Linked DNA regions of Mus musculus: region 2 is linked to region 1. Evidence: chromatin loops called from intact Hi-C (ENCODE). Cell type or tissue: left cerebral cortex. All regions are shown on one strand. Each heading gives the region's core, and the rest is flanking DNA. Links, peaks and the distances in the headings are about the cores only. Region 1 overlaps Oxr1 (oxidation resistance 1). Region 2 has its middle 9.6 kb from the start of Gm41312.

Evidence for each region. A loop is a pair of places that touch in the nucleus more often than their neighbours do. Peaks named below come from ENCODE experiments on the same cell type or tissue, not always from the same donor. Only the 100,000 strongest peaks of a DNase experiment are listed, where the experiment ranks them.
Region 2: it touches region 1 in a loop (2.3-fold over the local background); 4 of 42 quality-filtered maps call a loop at or near these places.

What each region holds. Positions count from the first base shown.
Region 1 is chr15:41,714,425-41,724,521 of GRCm38, forward strand. All of the region lies in intron 3 of Oxr1 (oxidation resistance 1), which reads left to right. Among named protein-coding and RNA genes, the nearest start is that of Abra, 150 kb to the right of the region's middle. In left cerebral cortex, for the core only: a CTCF peak has its summit at 5,111 (motif pointing left); a DNase peak (open chromatin) is centred at 5,084.
Region 2 is chr15:41,321,989-41,332,085 of GRCm38, forward strand. No RefSeq gene overlaps it. Among named protein-coding and RNA genes, the nearest start is that of Gm41312, 9.6 kb to the left of the region's middle. In left cerebral cortex, for the core only: a CTCF peak has its summit at 3,848 (motif pointing right); a DNase peak (open chromatin) is centred at 3,847.

The DNA of each region.
Region 1 (10,097 bases), core at 664-8,663:
ATCTGGTATGAGAACACTAACAAAATAAGAACATTAAAAAAGAAGGAGAAGAAGAAGAAAAAACTTGAAATAACAAAATATATGCAAAAGGCAAGAAAATCTATAAAAAGGCATCCTTACCTGTCTCAAAAGAATAAAATATATTGTAGGCATGAAACAGGAGTAAGTAAGGTAAGGCAGAAAGGTGTGTTCAAATATCAAGCAGGGGAAAAAAAACTCTAAGAAACTAAAGCTGTAATTACAGAAACTCAGAACACAGAAAACACTGGTTGGAGTTTCATGGAATGTCTTTTGAAGACAGGACAAAAGAATAGAGGTTCTGATAATGAGAGAGAGAGAAAAATGAGATGAGAGGACCAGTCAGGAAATTCCATCACTCAATGAAAAGCTTCATAAAGAAAAGAGAAAGCTGAACTATCAAAGAAATAAAACAAGAAAAGCTGTGTGGAACTGAAGGACACTGAATTTCCATATTTTAATAACCCAGCATCAGGACAATGACCAGAGCAGACTCACCTACACACATTATAATGAGGCATCTGAATATTTGTGCTAAAGTCCAGATCTTCTGCTTTGATACAGACATATTTTAATGTATCAGTAATCACAATAATAAAGAATTTTAAAGCAGTGCTAGAAGCTTGGAAAGATTATAGCATGTCTTTGAATTGAAATGGTAAATTATCCTTAGCAAGCTTCTACTAACACTATAAATCCAATGTCAAGAAGTATCTAACCAGTTTCATATATGGACATTTAAACATATTCTCTCCAGTATATGATTTCTTTGGTGTTCCACCAATATGATAAAACAAGAGAGAAAAACATAAGGAATCTAATGAACAAGGGCTCCAGAGGAAGACCTGAAGGAGTTCATCCATGGACTCTTCTAGTACATCCCAGATAGCAGCCTTCCAGGTCAGGGCAGAACAACAGGAAGAGTTCAGAAAGGTGGGCTATGGGAGATGCGAAAAGGGAAGGAGTTGATGTACCTGTCTGTCTATCATAAGATGTCCAAGGGAGCCGAAGATTTTCTTTAGTTCTTACTGAACTAAAGATAAAGGTAATCATATACAGAAATAAAGCCTTATTAAATAATCATGGAATAGGCATGATTAAATAATTATAAAAAGCATAAAAGTAAGTGGGATGGGAGAGAGAACAGAGTAATTGAATGTGATCCAAGGACATTATGTGTCTATAGGAGTGCATAATGAAATCACTCACTTTGTATAATCTATATATGCTTAAAATGAACAAGAGAGACAAAACCATTTATGCTCCTAAACCGTATGTGTACAGTACTAATTTTTCATCATTTTTGCACTTACTGGGTTTACTTTCTTGGGATTAAATTTTTTTCATAGTCCCAGTTAAGTTTCCACAGAGATAGCTCTGGTTAAATGAACTAAGACACAAAACAAAAGCAAAGTCATTAATCAGCAAAAGGGGACAGCCGGGATGGCAGTGTTATTGCTACGCATGGAGGGAGATGAGGAAGGGCAGGGGGCAGGGAGAATAATCAGAACACATTAGATCCATGTAGGAGATTGTCAAATGGCAAAATTAATTTTAAAATTAAGAAGAAATAAATTTATTCAGCTAAGGAGATTATTGTCATCATTTGCAGTAGTGTGTGGAACTGAAGTCAAAGTTTGGTCTTGCAAGTAGTCACTCTAGAACAGGGCTATCAATGCAACTTCTAAAACATTTTATTCAAATCACAAGTTAGTAAGCCAAGTCTCAAATTGTCATGGAACTGTTTAAAACCACTAATTTCCTCTTAGCTTTGTATATCACAGGTTCCCTAATTTTATTTTTTCATATAGAGTCAAAAAGTATTTTAACTACTATAATTTATAGTACATATGCATGTTACCCTGTTCATATTTAGTTTGTCTAGTTGAATTAAGTGTTCTGTTTGAAATTTTATGATCCACCATTTCACCTGCTATTTAGGAAATGAAATGATCATTTTTGCATGGATCAAACACACCAGAAAGTAGGAAAGTAAGTGGAGATAGACGAGATAAAGAAAAAACACACAAAGCAAACGTTTAGTAAGCTCAGTGGTGAAGTAAAGACGTCTCAAGCCAGGTAAAGGAAGTTAGAAGGCTCCGGCCAGGATATATCCCAGTTTTCTTTAACAGTGGTAAGAGTAAGCATGGAGTTGGAGATACAGGGAAGTTATCAGGTACAAGGGAAACAGAGTTCAGTGAAGAAGGGGAGCTGGTCACTGAGTAGATAAGTGTGGCTCTTAGAATGAATAACGGATGAAGAGTGAGCTTGAGTAGGTCATGGGGACCTGACTGTAGCATATTGGAAGCTGTTACCGTGGATTATATGACTATCGTCTTTACTGTAAGTTCAATGAATGGTTACCATTGACCCTCAGGAAAGAACTGACAGTTCACATTCTCTTTTACTCTTTGAAAGATTAGTTCAGGCTGGAATGTGGAGAATAGACTGCCAAACCAGAGTGAAACCAGACAGCATAGTTAGGAGTTATAGCTGTGACTCAATGATCATCGTACTTCAGAAAACATGACAGGTGGACATATTTTGTGTACGTTTTCAAAGTAGGGGAATGACTGATGACTACCCTGCGGGCTGTAAGAAAGTAGAGAGGAAGAAGGAGAAAACGACAGAAGGGGCGTTACAAGTTCTCAAGGGTATTTTAACCACAAAGTCCTCAGTCCACTCTCAACTGAGCAGAATGAGAGTAGAGCAGGTTTGTTGGAAACTCAGTAGTTTATTTCCAAACATTTATGTTGAGTTTCATACATGAGCAAGCTCTCTACCTGGGATAAGCTTGCAGCAAATACAAATCTAGAACTCCTCAAGAAGTCTATAGTAGAAATATCTTTTGAGACTTTAACATACAGATGATAATAGAATATGAACAAATTCACCAAAGGAGGCATAGATTGATGGTTGAGAATTTTTACATATATGTTTATAAGGGATATCGCTCTACAATTTTCATCTTCCTTTGGGTTTTGTGTGGTATCAGGGAAATAATGTCATTGTACCAAGAATTAACAAATGTTCCTTCAGCTTCAATCTTCCAGAAGAATGTAAGCAGTATTGACATTTATTCTTTTTTGTAGCTCTGATAGAACTTAATTACTGCTTCTGTTTTACTAGAGGCTTATGTTGGTATGTTATACTGGCTTCTCTGCTCTTGATTTACCATTTGCAGATGGAATATATTGAGAAATTTATACATTTATTTTGGATTTTCCACTTTGTTATAGCATAGGTTTTTTTTTTTGTTTTGTTTTGTTTTTAAAGTATTCCCTTAAGAGTCTCTGGATTTCCTTGCTGTCTCTTGTGATGTCTTTCTTTTACTTACAACTTTATTAATTTAGATCCTTTCTCTCTGTCTTTTAGATAAATTGGTTAATGGTTGGTCAGTCTTATTGATTTTCTCAAAGAACCAACTCTTCATTTTATTGATTCTCCATTGTGTGTGTGTGCATGCCGCATGTGTACATGTGCCTGTGTGTGCCTGTTTGTATGTGTGCATGCCGCATGTGTACATGTGCCTGTGTGTGTGTTTCGATTTCATTGATTTCTGCCCCGAGTTTGATGATTTCTTGCCATATACGCTTTTTGGGTGTTATTTCGTTTTGATGTAGAGCTTTCAGGTGTGCCAATGAGTTACTAATAGTAAACCTGCCCAATTATTTGATACTATTTAGTACTACGAACTTGCTTCTTAGAACTGCCTTCCTTGGGTATTATCTTAGTTAGGGTTTCTGTTGCTGCAACAAAGTACCATGAACAAAAGACAGGTTGTGGAGGAATTTGGCTTATACTTCCATATTGCTGTTCATCAGCAAAGGAAGTCAGGACAGGAGCTGTAACAGGGCAGGGACCTGGAAGCAGGAGCTGATGCAGTAGCCATGTGAGGATGGTGCTGCTTACTGGCTTGCTCTTCCTGGCACGATTGGCCTGCTTTCTCACAGAACTCTGGACCACCAGCCCAGGGCAGGCATCAGCTGTGAAGGGATGGGCCCTCCCCACATCAATTACTAAGTAAGAGAATGCTTTATGGGTGGATGTTATGGAGGCATTTTCTCAATTAAGGTTCCCTCCTTTCCAATAAACCTAGTTTGTATCAAGTTCACCTAAGACTAGCCAGCACATGTTTATAATTTCATTCAGTTCTATAAAGTTTCTAATTTTCTTGTGAATTTCTGTCATGGCCCATTTTTCTCTCAGTAGTGAGTTGTTCACTTTCCACCAGTTTATGAACTTCTGTTGTTGTTGGTATTTAGCTTTAATTCATGGTGGTCAGGTAGCATGCACAGTGCTTTTTCAATGTTTTTGTATCTGTTCAGAGTTGCTTTGGGTCTGACTGCTTTGTGGTCAATTTCAGAGAAACTTCCATGAGCTGTCTAGAAGAAACTATGTTAATTTGTGTTTAAATGGAAAAATCTATAGATGTCTGTTAGCTCCATTTGATTTGATGATGGTATTTAACTCCAGGATTTCTCTGTTTAATTTTTGTCTGGATGACCTGTCTATTGGTGAGAGTGGGATATTGAAGTTACAAACTAATTGCCATCCCTCATTTCCTTTCAAAACAAGCAGTTTCTTGTAATGTCACACAGTAGGGGTAAAGCTCCCACTAAGAGCTCTGTGTTGTTGCTGCATGAGTCTAGGCAGACTACTTAAGTTCAGATTAGTTCGTTTCATTGTTTCATATGTAACTCAAAATTTTTGTGAGTTACACAGTGTAATTGTCTATTCATTTACTCTTATTCCCCACTTCTGGAAAACAGGACAAAGCTGAAAACAAGAACTGTAGCTACGTCCCTAGTCCAGCTCTTCCAGGGCCTGTAACTAACTGCTTCCCACTTGAATAAAGGCAGCAGTCAAGCCTGGGTTTTCCTGGATCGATGAACTAAAAGCTTCCGTTTATCCAGAGAGAAAGGATAGCTTAACACCTCTTTTAAGGCATCAGCTCTTTTCTTATTTCATAAAAAGTAAATGCACGTTTTACCCATTTAACAGTAAGCGCGATGGTACTCATTTAGTGGGAAGCAAGGGGACAGAGGTCCTTAGAATCATAGATGCCTTTGTTCCAAGGCAGTGCTGCCATCTGCTGCTGGAGACACAGTTTTTCTTCCCATGTCCACAATTTAGTCAGACTCCCACCAGTGGAGGGGAACCTTAACCCCTGAAACTGAACATACTGCTGTGGGTGGTGGAGGGGAACCTTAGCCCCTGAAACTGAACATACTGCTGTGGGTGGGGGAGGGGAACCTTAGTCCCTGAAACTGAACATACTGCTGTGGGTGGGGGAGGGGTACCTTAATCCCTGAAACTGAACATACTGCTGTGGGTGGGGGAGGGAGACTTACGATTAGAATATTGAGAAGCACTTCATCTTAGCTTATCTCCTTACCCTGTCCCTACTAAGTGTTTATTGAATCCCCATTACCATGCAGAAATGAAAGATCAGGACCTCTACTAACAGAGTTTATATGCATGTATGAATAACTAGCCAGTAAACAGGAAAGAGCATCAATGCATAAATAAGATGGTGGCATGTGCATGAAACATAGCGGTAGTCCATATATATGGACACGGTGAGTGCCTAAAACTAAAGTTTTCAAGGAGGTAATGTGAACTCAGTAAGGAGGGAGGGAGAGACAAGACTAGGAAAGCTAAGAACTAGGAAGTAAATGGAGAAAATCTGACCTGCATTTGAATGTGCAGAAAACAGCATGAATGAAGCCCCCCTCCCAAAGGTGAGTTTGGAATATGAAAGGCAGGAAAATTAAAAGAGTCATTCTTGAGTTAGTAGAGAAACAAGCACGGGAAGCCAGGGATGGTGGTACACACCCAAAATCCCAGAATTTGGGAGGAAGGGATGGGAGGATTGAGAGTAAAAGGTCATGAGCTAAAAGCAGTATCTTTGAGATCATTTGGGATACAAGAGACCTTGTCTCACCTTCTGCCCCCTAAAAAGGAGAGGCAGCTGCATGCAGGATGGCTGAAATCTGGAAAAGGAGTTTGGATTTCATTACAAATAGCGAGAGGAAGAAAACCTTTGAAGGATTTTTAACCAGAGAAGTGACCTCATTTATGATATAAGAAACTCCAAACGCTGACACCATTACATACACTAGCAAGATTTTGCTGAAAGGACCCAGATGTAGCTGTCTCTTGTGAGTCTATGCTGGGGCCTAGCAAACACAGAAGTGGATGCTCACAGTCAGCTATTGGATGGATCACAGGACCCCCCAATGGAGGAGCTAGAGAAAGTACCCAAGGAGCTGAAGGGATCTGCAACCCTATAGGTGGAACAACAATATGGACTAACCAGTACCCTGGAGCTCTTGTCTCTAGCTGCATATGTATCAAAAGATGGCCTAGTCGGCCATCAGTGGAAAGAGAGGCCCATTGGACATGCAAACTTTATATGCCCCGGTACAGGGGAACGCCAGGGCCAAGAAGTGGGAGTGGGTGGGTGGGGGAGTGGGTAGGGGAGCGTGTGGGGACTTCTGGGATAGCATTGGAAATGTAAATGAAATAAATACCTAATTTAAAAAAAAGAAACTCACTGTATAAGTTCAGAAAAACATAGTATCTACCAAGAGCTGGTAAAAGGAAACTAATTGGAGTAACTGGTAATCTAACCCCCAAGGCCTCCTCTACTGTAAGAATAACTTCCTAATCCCTAGAGAGCCCTCCCCAGAGCCTGCAGTCTACTTCATATCAATGTCTGCTGGTGTCTCTCAGAGTGACCCAAGCAGTAACTATGAAAGCCATCTGATAATAGAATGATAATAACCAGACTCAGTTGTGGTACCATCCAGTTCATGTGTAGATAACCTCACTGTACCTCAACATAGTCCATAGCAGGTGATTACATTCGTGGCTATTTAAATCACCATACCCCATATCTTCAGCCTGGTCCTTGCAAAGTCTGTACTTCATAATACGTACTTAGCAGTAGGGGTCTTTTGACACCTCTTTTTTAGAGACCTATGAAGAATAACTCACATTTCTAGATGGAAAACTGCTTTATACTCAAACTTTCTTCCGAGCTATAAAATGCCTTGAAATGGTTCTTTCTCTCAATTAGAAATATTTGTCTTGGGGCTGCAAAGATACATCACCAATTAAGAACACTGGTTGCTCTTCAGTAGGACCTGGGTTTGACTCCCAGCATCCACTTGGCAGCTCACACCTATCTGTAACTCAAGTTCCTGGAGATCTAGGATTCTATTCTGGCCTCTGCAGGCACCAGACACATACATTGTACACAGATAAACATACAGGCAAACCCCATACACATAAATAACAAAACCAAATAATAAATTCTCTTTGCCCAAACATTAAGGAATTTGTTATCAAATCTTTTAGCCACCTTATATCACTTTATTTGCCACTTTAAGATGGAGGAAAATCTCTGTTTCATGTAAGGACTCAGAAATGAATCCAAAGGTCAGCCAGTTCTCAGACTTGTTCCTTTGATGTGTGGATTTAAGAGACAAAAGGGTAATAACAGTTTTTTTTTTCTTCATTTAAGTGAAATTGCATGTAAGCTATTGATCAAAAGAAGACACTTGCTTACCTGTTGGTAACAGAGATGCAAACACAGTGTTTTGTTTTTGTTTTTGTTTTTTAAATAAGCCTTGTGTTCATGTAATGTGGTCAGAGACAAACATCTCAGATTCTACAAACTTATCATTCCCTCCTCCTTTTATGCCATGCTATGCATGATTTCTATCTTTGAGATAGACACTAGAACTCCAACTACTGTGTTTCCCATAGATTTTCACTCGAACACCTTTTCAGCCTATTGCGTTCACCTGTCCCTGGAACTCCTAATTACCTCTAGGATTTTAATAGTGTGTATTCTGTGAGCCCTTTACAGAGGCACAAGATCAAGGCCATTGGGCTGGGGGTGGGGAGGATTCCAACCTAATCCCTACATGGTTCCTGGTGAGGCTGGATCCACCAAGATAAGTGTCCACTTTTGTTTAAGTTGAATAAACGGTATCATAGAGTACTGGGTTCAGAATGGCAGTGGGTTATGGAACAACTTGGTTTCATTAAATCTGGTTCGATTATGTCCATTTGCAAAAGAGTACCCCATATTAAGACCTTCTTTATCCAATACTCCATGTCCTGGACAGCCAATCTCTTTCTCCGTGTGACTCATTCTTTCCCTGAAGTATCGCATCTACCTCTTCGTGTCTTTATCACCTCTCATGGGCCTTGCAATGCCCCATGCTTTCCTTGTTCCTCTGTTCCCATCCATGTTTCCCACCATTGCTGCAGCATAGCGCTGAACTAGTAAATGGGAACACTTCAGTTTAAGGACTTTGGTGTCATCAAGGGACCTAACTTTTGCCCTCCAATTAGTAACCTTGTCTTCCATAGGGACACAGACCTTTCAACTTTTAGTTTCCTATTTGCAAACTGGAGGTAATACCAACACATCTTTTGTAGTCCCCTCATGGGATAACACTTAACTTAGCAAAATTAGTCCAAAATGCCTAATGACTGTTGGGTGTTTTTTGCTTGTTTGTTTGTTTATAGAATCATTATTACTGTATCCTGAAAACCACTTGAGTGAGGAGCACTGAATTAAAAGCAGACATCTCAGCTTGGCCTGCAGTGCCTTCCACTTCATGGACTGCTGTATTTAAAGCTTTGCAGTGTATTCCATGCTTCGGAGTTAATATGAGATAAATCCTAGCAATCCTGAAGCCTGTGACATTTCCTGAACATGGCCTGTGTTCACCTGCCTTGCTTCTTTCTTTGAGCCTTGGATTCTATTCAGAATTCTTCTGTTATTGCCTTCCTTTCCATTGGAACCTACCTTTTGACAATTATTTACAACATCAGAACTTTTTACATTAGTATTTATATTGACTCTTTACAAAGGTACCAGACTAAGGCTGTTTGGGGGAAAAAATCCAATGTAAACGCTGTGCTCCAAGCTGAGATCCCTGGTAGGCATGGGATCCAGCAGGAGAAGTATCTATTTTTGTTTACTTTACATAAAGATATCATAGACTGGTGGGCTCAGAATGACAGTAAGCTGTGTATCAATTTGGTTTTATTGATTCTAATTAATTAACTGTATTTGTATAAGTAATGCCAACGTTCATGGTATATGGTTTCTTTGGACAGGTACTGTGACTATGTGCAGACAGGAACTAATGGTTTATAGCATCTTACCAAGATCTAGTGAACAGCCGCTGTATCTCTGTTGGTGAAAGGCTTGTGGGCAGAGGTAAACCGTCTTTTAGGTGGTATGTCTGTTTTAAGATACATGCAACTGGAGCCAGCCAAGTTAGAAATGTTTATTCTGGTTTCTTATGGCATATTTCTAGGAAGGGTCACAGAATGTCCAAAGGAAATAAAACACAGGTGTCTGCTAGATTGTTTGTGTCTTAACATTTTCCCATGTAACTGGCAGTTTAAAGGAGCTATGGCTCCGGCTGCTGTGAAGGCTGATTTCTGCTTTTTCTCCAAGGAAGTGAACCTTGCAGGGATATGCCAGCGTCAATATTTCTGTATAAGAGGGTCTTCTTATCTTCCTTTGGTTTTTATTACTTGCCAAACCCGTGTGTGGAGGTCAGAGAATGACTTACAGGAGTCGCTTCCTGGGTTGCCAGCAAATGCCCTTACCCTCTGAGCCATCCCACTGGCTCATATCTTCTTTTAAATGGATTCAGATCAAAATAATTCATCGTCTGTTTCAGCTTACAATTTGTAAAGGTAGGGCTGAAACCAGGGAAGCTGGGGGCTGTGCTCTTTGTTACACATGAGAACAGAGGAGTGATGGAGGACCCCCATAGAAGCCTTAGAAACAACTTCCACTCTCTCATCTCTATTACCACTTAGCTGGGCTGAGTTCTTTTAAGAACTCTAATGTTCAGTTGAGAAGCTGCGCTCCTGCCAGAGACCTGTGACCTTTGGAAATGTCTTTCTGACTTTACTCTGAATATGCTCAAATCCTCTTTTTCTGAGAACACCCCTAGTTAGAATCACAAGAATGCTTGGCACATAAATAATAAATGATGACTGCCAATGGTTGTGTGAAGCATGCAATTGGGGTTGCC
Region 2 (10,097 bases), core at 612-8,611, 390 kb before region 1:
TTTTAAGGAAAAACGAAGTCCAAAATTGGTAAGCTCCCTTGCTAGTTTGAAAACACATAAGAGAATAAATTGTCATGAGGCACAATTGTTGGAGCATTGAGGAAGGAAATAATTCCAGCCTCCTTAACTTTCATGACTATCTTCCATACTGAAAGCCAAATGACAGAAAGAAAAATAGCTTCCAAGATACATGGATCAATCCCAGACTCATTCCTCAAACACTTGGTTGAGTGGTGTGCACTGAAACAGGTGCACAGAGCTCAAGAGTGTATCGAGGTCCAGTGCCTGCTCTCATATATTCTCATGAGGAAAACAACGTGCACACAAGTGATGGACACACAGCATAGGTAACCTCATGCAAGGGCACAAATGCATCTCACTCAGCATTAGCACTCTTCTCTGATATTTCACAACACACTCGGGACAAATTTCTTTTGCCAAATGCACATCATTGGAAGAAAAGACACCTGTAACTTCTCTTGTAATATCAATTGACGAGGAAGACATTTGGAGCCCATAACACATGAACTTGACCTTAGATCTGTTATATGTAATGGAGGAAATTAAGGGTTGTGATTTCAGACTACAGAGATGGAATCCAGCATCTATGCACTATGATAATAGCATTGGTTTTTGAAGTACAACTTAGATTTTAGGAGAATGTGAATGTGCATCTATATTCACATTTGTAGTGCATCCTTAGAAAAGAAAAACACTCTTTGTATCAAGTACCTGGCAGAGAAGCCTTGGTAGAAGGTTTGCTGCCTAAATCAACTTCCTTAGCCTCCTTTCACTGACTCATTCCTGCTGAATCAGTATGCTTTATCAAACAACATTGTCAGAATGCCTAATCAATGGGGTCTTCTGAGGCTTTTGAAAAAAGTTTAAAGTCCAGGTTATAATCCTATTAGGGGTGCTATAATTACAATACTACAATATATAGAGATACAATTATCTTTTACCCAATATTTTACATTATGTATATGTATAATAAACACAATATATACTTAATAAAAACATAGTTTATATTAATTACATAAATTTAGATAATTAAAAAATTATCTGCCCTCTAAATTAAGATAGATATATGCTAAGTATATTTTATATATTTCTATTTACTCTTCTCTTCAACATCGAAATGTAACACAGTTTTTGGTGCTTTGTGGATATTTGATTCAGTGTTTAGAACAAATCTTTTTTAAAAAAAACAAAATGTATGGCTATGAATGACAAAAATAAATCAAATCAGTAATAAACTTTTTTATATTCTTGAAAGCTTAAAATATTAGGGGAAATGGATATAAGCTTTAGAAAATAATATATAACTTTTCAAAACTAAACATCTCTGTGACATCATGGAGCTGACAAACATTTCCTAACCAAATAACTTATGTTATTTACAAAGAAGGAATGAAACTCACACTGTTGAATAAATGGACCAAAGATTCGTGAAACCAATAGAGTGTTGCATATGCTATTAAAACAAAACAAAAACAAAAAGGCAAACAAAACCAAGACCTTGCTTAATCTCTCCTACTCCTTTGGGGAGGCTAACCTCACTACTTTAATGGGTAGTATTTTTTGATTCATGTGTAAAATATTGCAAGATATAAAATTCCAGACAGGAAAAAAAAAGGCTTTATCCTGTAATGGTTCAATAGGTTCTTTTTTGTTAAGTCTAGAAACAAGAAAACCCATTGGAAACAGAAACAAGAGACAGAAACAAGAAAACCCCTTGGAATCTATACTTTATAACCCCAAGACAACTGAGATGTGTTTTGGCTACAGCATCCTATCCTTGGGCCAAGGGTGTGAACCAGCCTCCTCTGTGCAGTCTCCTCTTTGTTTGCTGTTTTCAGAGATTAAAGGAGGAAATGAACCGCTCATGATTTAGCTTGTCTCCACGGGGAGCTGTGACACTTCCCCGCACACAGCATTTTAGGAGATCATACTTAATCCTAGGCAGACTGTCATGCTGATGATGAGCAGGAACCTGTGGATATGATTAAGGGATGGCCTAGGCAGCTCCGTGAAGATTTCTCTCCACTTACCGTCAGCGTTGTGTTTAAAAAAAGTGATGGAAAAGAAAGGTGACCAGTGGAACCTGGAGGAACACTGCACAACGAGCTCTGAGAGAATTGTCTTGACCTGGTTCCCCGGCATGGAAGACATGCGTGAACCTTGAATCACTGGAACAGGTGTGCTTTCCCAAGTAGTACATGACATAGTTACTAAAGAAAGAATCAATTCAACTTGATAGTTACCAGGGCCAGGAAGCTAGGTGAACATTGTCACTACTGCCAATCTTACGAGAGTGATGTCCCCATAGAGCCCAGATGGCATATTTGAATTTGAAGCTGATTATGCCAAGAGGTGAGTGTGAGAGAGCCACTCAGATCTGTGAGCAGGACCATGGAAAAACTGCTATGATCCAAGAGCGTGAAGAGAGATAGACATGAAGAGGGATTTAGAACTCTCTAAAGCACCCGAGGGAATCAAAAGAACCGACGACGTACACATCCAGTGTAATAGTCATTCCCCTTCCTTTTGGTCTCTTCTAGTTCCATCGAAAATAACCGGAAGAAATCCCATCTGTTTAAAATGCACAACACAGAGTTAAGGGCATCAGAAACAAGTTTTCAGTGAAGATGCTTGCCTGCAAGATGAAGACAAAATTTGCAAGAAGTGCTAGAACAATAAGTAAATAATAAATAAAGTCAATTCAAACCAGGTACAAACCAGATTTGCTTCAGGAGCAAACCTAAGTGTGATATTGTATCCATTGTCTTTTGTGTGGTTCTGATACTGTGGATGGCAGCTTCTGGTTTTAGACTTGTGTGGTCAGTGTTGGTTCATTCAGTGCCAGATGGGTATCTAGTACCAATGGTGGGTAACCAGTACCAGTGGTGGGTATCCAGTACCAATGGTGGGTATTGAGCCAGAATATAAAAAGCTTTGCTGCAACTTAATCATCTTTACTTGAATCTCTGCTTCTCTCTGGGAAGCAGTGTAAACTTCCACACCAGCAAACCCAGCAGAGGGCAGAAAGTCCAATGATGTGAACTATCTGGGTTCCTCTAAACCGAGCCTTCCTATGGGCTAGAAGCACTTTGGGATTCCTCATATTAATGATGAAAGCTCACTTAGAAATTTTGAGTATATTAAGTTACACAAAAATGAACTTAAATAAGTTCTTGACGATTCACATAGAGGAAAGATTAAATTCGATCCAGAAAGTTGAATCTGAGAAATTTCATTCAACTGTGCCTTCAAGAAAGTTTGTGTATATAACTTTGCCACGTTGAGGCTGGAAGAGAATCTGCTGCAGGCCTGTCTCTGGGGGGTGTAGGTGTCAGTCTTTGTGTCCAGTGGTGGGATACTTAGAATAACGAAGTACATATTACAGTCTGACTAGAGTAAAGATGATTGTTAATTTCTTGTATGTGTGATCGACACTAGTTTTCAGTTTTGGTTTGGTTTGGTTTTTCGAGATAGGGTTTCTCTGTGTAGCCCTGGCTGTCCTGGAACTCACTTTGTAGACCAGGCTGGCCTCGAACTCAGAAATCTGCCTACCTCTGCCTCCCGAGTGCTGGGATTAAAAGTGTGTGCCACCACGCCTGGCTAGTTTTCAGTTTTAACACAGAAATTATATACAGCCATGACTTGAGAAAATAGTAGAAAAATGTAGTTAAACTTGTAATGATAAAAATGATTTTCAAATTCAGTGTTTATTTATAACATTTTAGTGAAATGATTCATGCTGGAAATATTCAAAAACGGTGATAATGAAAGCGCTCACTTCAGCTTGATAATTCTAGAGATACCGAAGTTCTATCTTGGCCACCAGAGGGCGATGTACATCACTACCTTGTAAAGAACAGCTGCATTGTAAACACAACAGAAATTAAATTTACAAAAATAAAAACGTATATAGTTGTATGAATAATTAGCAATTTTTTGAACATGTTCCCCTAGTAGACTCTAAAAACACGGTATGTGTGTTCATATTTGTGCCAAGGTGTATGGAGATCAAAAGACAACTAGTGGGATTTAGTTCCTTCCTACTAAATGGGTTCTGGGGACTGAATTTTGGATCACTGGGCTTGGTGACAAGTGTCTGTACCCACTGATCCATCTCGCCAACTTCTCAGTCACATTATTAATATTCTACCCAACAACAGCAGAACAGACATTCATTACAAAACTCACAATGCCCAGAGGAAGATGGAATATATTCTGAACTATTAAACATGTCTTCAAAGATTGTAAAGCATTTTAAGACATGCAAACTGTTTTACCTGTGAAGTATTTGGTGATAAATGAAAAAAAGAATCCATGTTAAAATATGTGGATTTTTGATAAATCAAAAAATAGGAAAAATTTTAAAGTAACAGATGCCTTACTCAGAAACTAAATCAGGTCTCAGATCATTAAATCGGCTTCCCTTTTAAGAAAGAAGATTGTGTAAATAAATGAATAAGTAACTAAAGTGAGTACAGGAAAATAACATGAAAGGAAAGACAAAATGTACAACACAGAGACCGGGCAAGGTGGAGACAGGGCCAGATAGAGATTAGGTCTGGTGGTGGAGACACACAGCTTTAATCCCAGCACTCACTGGGCAAAGGCAGTCGGATCCCTGTGAGTTTGAAACCAGCCTGGTCTACAGAGCGAGTTTCAGGACAACTAGCACTACACAGAGAAACCTTTTCTTCAAAACCAAAAATAAACAAGAGGGGAAGGGGGAAGGGGAGAGGGGAGGGGGAGAGGGAGAGGGAGAGGGAGAGGGAGGGAGAGGGAGAGAGAGAGAGAGAGAGAGAGAGAGAGAGAGAGAGAGAGAGAGAGAGAGAGAGAGAGAGAGAGATCTGAGACAGAAGGGAATTATTAGGTGAGATCATTTTATGGTTATTAAATCGATGGACCGAGGCAGAAAACCCATGACATCACCACAGATCCCAGAGGGCTGCTGTCTATCACAGCACTTGTAACTGTAACCTGTGAATGAACAAAAGAATAGTTGTATGGTCACTGATCTTTCCTATATGATGGTGATAGGACTTTTTGTCTGTTTCTTTTGTTTTGTTTGTTTCCTTGGACTTCTGTGTTATTGAGACAGGATCTTATACTGTATCCCAGGATAATCTGATACTATGTGCTCCAAGCTGTCCTAGAACTTGTAACAGTTCTCCTGCCTTAGCCTTCCAGCCTGCAGTTAGCCTGGCTTCCAGGTATGATAACCACACCTAGCTTTCATCCACAAGATTTGAGAATTTCTCTCTGGGGCCTTCACTGAATCTTTTACTTACACAACAGTGTTGTGATACTATATATGTGTCCCCCTTGTCCCTACTGCAGACAAAGCCTCTGCAGGCATGTGCTAGGAAGGTGTGGGGAAACATAAACATCAAGCACATTAAACTAGTGATGACTAGCTTCAGACAAAACAGATCAAATGCTAGCAGAGTCAGTAAGTTCACTCAGGGTAAATTATTGGGAGCTTGATGGTTTTTCGAAGGAAAAACCAGCCAAAAATGGAAGAAGAATGGTTTCTCCTATTATCAAGAATGAACATATTTTAATTACATTCCAACCACCTGAAATTCCTCTTTGCAGTATCTCTGTATTGGGACCAACTTTTATTCTTACTGTTTTCATTATGTTTTTACCTCAAAAAAAAATCTATACTTTTAAAAAATCTTTTCCTGAAAAGAAGTATTCCACAATTTCTGAATCACAATAAGAATCAATGTCTGGAGACTTATGACAAGATAAAATCTCATTTTTTCTAAGATCATTTTCTCCTATTTTTATATCTCTATTTACATAAATTGCGTCATTCTCATTTTTAAATGATGTATTCTAAACAGAATTCTACATATATTAAGTTTCTGGCAAGCACTGTGCTAGTCTGAAAAAAGAAAAGCTGATATCCCACATATGTATCCCTTTCCTAATCCCTAGAAGCTGTGAATGTTACCTTACATATCGAAAAGTGAACATCCATCTTATCTTCAATATAACTCTTTATAGATGTAAGATCTTCAGACTAAGATGTCATTCTGGATTGTTCTAGGATCTGGCTGTCATTACAGTATCTTCAGGAGAAAGAGGCAAAGGACAGCTTTGCACATAAGCACATGTGTGCACACACATGCAGATACACTGCTTACATACAAGGCTTTATATATAAACAAATACATATATGTACACACATGTATGCACACATGTTTACAAACAAGGTTTTATATATAACCAAACACATGTAAGCACACACATAGGCACCAATGCACAAGAAAGTGAATTAGAGTCAGAGGAGATTGGGTAACATGAAGCAAAAAAAAACAAAAAACAAAAAACATTAATTTCAGGGTCTGGTAGTCAGAATCATAGGCCAAATTTATTGGAGTTTGTTATAATAACTCACAAAAATTATTTTAGCTGTTTGATGTCTTTAATTTAAAATTTAAAAATATATCCAGGAGGAAGCCTTAGTAGCTAATATATTCATGTCTTGTCATTTAGAGGAAGAGCTGAACTAGTAATTCAATCCACTAAGATTTGTTTTAGATTGACATTTTTAGTAAGTCACATGAAGGCTGAAGGCAAATCAATACAAATTATATGATTCCAGTTTGAAATCCTGAAGTACTTCCAGCTCAACTGCATGTTGATCAGCAACCAGTAAAGTCAGTTGTCACTGAGGTTCCCAAATGGGTGAGCAGCATATAAAAGTCTTACCAGTTTCAATTACATACAATTTTGCTTAGCTTATTGTATATATCTACTAATTAAAATGTATGATTGGAGAGAATTTTTCAATAATCCAACTAAACTAAAATTTTATTTATCTATATTTTCTAATTTATAGTCATTCTGAAATTAATGTTTGTGTTGGCTTCCACTGTAATGAACACCAAAGAGTTTGTCAAGCTTGGACAAGGACATCTTTCACCAGCCATTTATAGACCTCATCTCCAATCCAAAGTCAATTTGAATAGTTCCATATTTGCATCTTATAAATGAGGTAAATGAGAACTTGGAAGATAAGGTAAATTTTCTGAATGGAACAAAGTTACTGGCCAGTTTAGTTTAGAAGTTTAAAGTCCTTTGACCTCTTAGCTTCCGTAATCTTTACACTAATCAACCTTCCAGTAAATTCTGATACCTGCTGGCTAATGGGGTTTCAATATTGCTTTTGTTTTTGTTTTGTTTCAGGGATACAGGGGTTGAGGGAATGGGTGAGGAAGGACAGGAGAGGATCTGGGAACATTGGGTGTAGTCTTGGATTTTTTTCCACAACTTACTTTATTTGGGGTTCTTAAACAATTCTACATCCCTCTAACCCACCAACCAGAGGTAGGGGAAAAACAAGGTTAATAAGTAAAGGTTGTTGGGGACCAGTTTAGAAGTAGTTCCTTGGGGCTATGCTACTCTTCATGGTCAAGATACCAGCAGTTCTGTTCAGTAGTAAACACCAAACACCAATCAATAGTGGCAGCAGCCTGATTCAGCAGAAACAGCAAGGTTCTGCTGAGTCTGAATGAGTCAGCAAAAGCTGTCAGAATTAGCCAGAATGCCCCGAGAAGTTCTTTTGTGCATATGCTTTCTATGAAGTGAAGACCAGTAAAGACCAACAAAGACCATCAAAGACCAATGAAGCACTGTACCGCAGAGCAATGCAATAGCATCCTCTCACTGTTTATGGGGTTCCATTTATATTCTTTCTAAACATCACATGCCTTCTCAAGTGTCTGATTTCAGCAAAATATCACATGCCTTCTCACAAGACACTTTCCAGAAAAACATCATGTGACACAACTGAATTGATAAAGAAACCAGAAATTTCTACTTCACTGGGAGAAGAGAAAGTAGGATCAAAATATATTGTATGAAAAAAATTAATAAAATAAAACAAATAACTTGCAATAGAGTGGGACTTGAGTCTGTCTTTGGCCTTTTCTCTTTCTCTGTTCTGAAATACAATACAGGGCTCAGGGATACCTGGAGATCCCATGCCAATTTCTCAGGGGAGATCCCATCCCTCTGAGAAAGCACAACACACAACTGATCTGGATAAAAGGGGACGGAAAGAGAGCAAGGACCTGGAGAAGGGGTAGAGGCAGGCAGACAGGAGCAGAGCCAGAGGGCAGAGAAAGAGAAGTGAGGCAGAGAAGGACAGAAAAGAAGGACAGAAAGGGCAAGAGAGAAATGGCCAGGAACACTTGGGAACAGAGAAAGAGAACTGGAGTAGGAAACAGTCCTTGTATATGCTGCCCACACCTGGCAGTGGCAGGTGATTGCAGCTGATGATGATGCAATCCATTGCTAGGACCCTGGGAAGAGCCTAGTGGAATGTTGTGTAAGCCAACACTCTACCTCGTATCCCATCTCTTCTCCCTTCTCTGCTTTTGCCTTCAAAGTGTCGTTGAGTTGGCCTGTGATATGTTATTCTCCACCAGTAATATGAGCCAACTCAAGTCAGATTAATGTACATAAAGGCAGGTTTATTGTGAATTCACTTTCAGGCTGGCTGAAAGACAAAGACAGGGAAAAGAGGCAAAGAAAGAAATAAAGTGTGAATGGAGAGAGAGAGGGAGAGGGAGAGGGGGGGAGAGAGAGGGAGAGAGAACAAAATTTCTATATTATATAGGGAAAAGTTTCAGAAGGAGTGGAAGCCAAGCCCCTGGGCTGAAGAGTTCAGGGTTATGGGCAGGGTATTCCAGGTAAGGACTAAAGGATGCTGGGAAAACCTGGAGCCCAGGTCTACTTTGGTACATTAAATATGTACTTCAGATATTTATCCATATCGGAAATCCAACATCCAGTATGTATAATCAGTAATGTATCTAATCACAAAAGAATTAGGAATGAAGTTACATTACTTAGAGTAAATACTACATGTTCTTACTTTATCTTATATGTTCTATTGTGCCTCAGATTATCTCATTCTAAAACTGCCAATTTTACTTAGGAAATTATTATCTATTTCTCTTTTCTTTTTTTATTATCAGGAGTGTTCATTTTCTAGGTGTCCAACTTAAAGTATCTTCATGTCATTCACAACTCTTTCTCATATCACCGTTATACAACATGCACACACAACTGCTTACCAAATTCAATCATCACTCCTATCTAAAATGACAGTCTAACTGTTAAGTTGGTTTCACAGACCTATTAAAAAATCTAATAGACAATCATTCCCTACAGTGCATTGATACACAAATGTACATAGGGTTTCACAGAGGTCATAGATACCATGAAACAGAGCCTCACTCCCCAGACTCAAAACCTTTCTCTTCATTGAGCATTTTCTCCTTCTGTGTCAGATGTTGCCACCCTTTCTGTCATCTTTTATCTGCTCTTCCTTTTGTCTCAAGTATATTTATTAAGAAGATTTAAATATAAACATTCTAGAAGAAACCTCGGAGCATTCCAAGCCCTGGACATGGCACCTTGCAGTCAGCACACAATCTGCAAAGAATTACATATGCCCTATGTGTCTCTTCCCAGCTCAGTCCAGTGATCTCAGATGGGCAGATTGGTTTGAAGTCTCTATAGTGAAGGACTGTAAACCAAACTGATTTCTATTATATAAAATTTACCAGCACAATACTGCCTGTATTTTCAAAGGCTCATGTTTCACATGGCCTAAAGTCAAGTTTTACAGCATGTACAACCTCTATAATCTATCCTTAAACTTCATGTCTAGCTCATTTTGCACCTTTCTCTGTGGACTGTATACCATAGTCCCATAATTCAGAAGCACACTGGGCTGCTTTCCCAGTTGGCTTTTCGCATCACAACACAGCATGTGCCAGGCTCAACACCAACAAACCCTCCTCTTAATGCCCACATCTGCTTTACCTAGTGTGAACCAAAGCATTGACCTTTCTTCCATCTCTTTCACTCAAAAATCCATCCATATTTAGAGACTAATAACAACACTTCACTCTTCTCATGGCCTTTACCAACTGTTTAAAAGACTTTTACTGAGCCCCAATCCAGGCATTGACAATACAGCTCTGTCTACTCTAATTTTATTATAAATTCCATCCAGGCAGTGACTGCATTATTAGATTATCCAGATTTACCTTCCA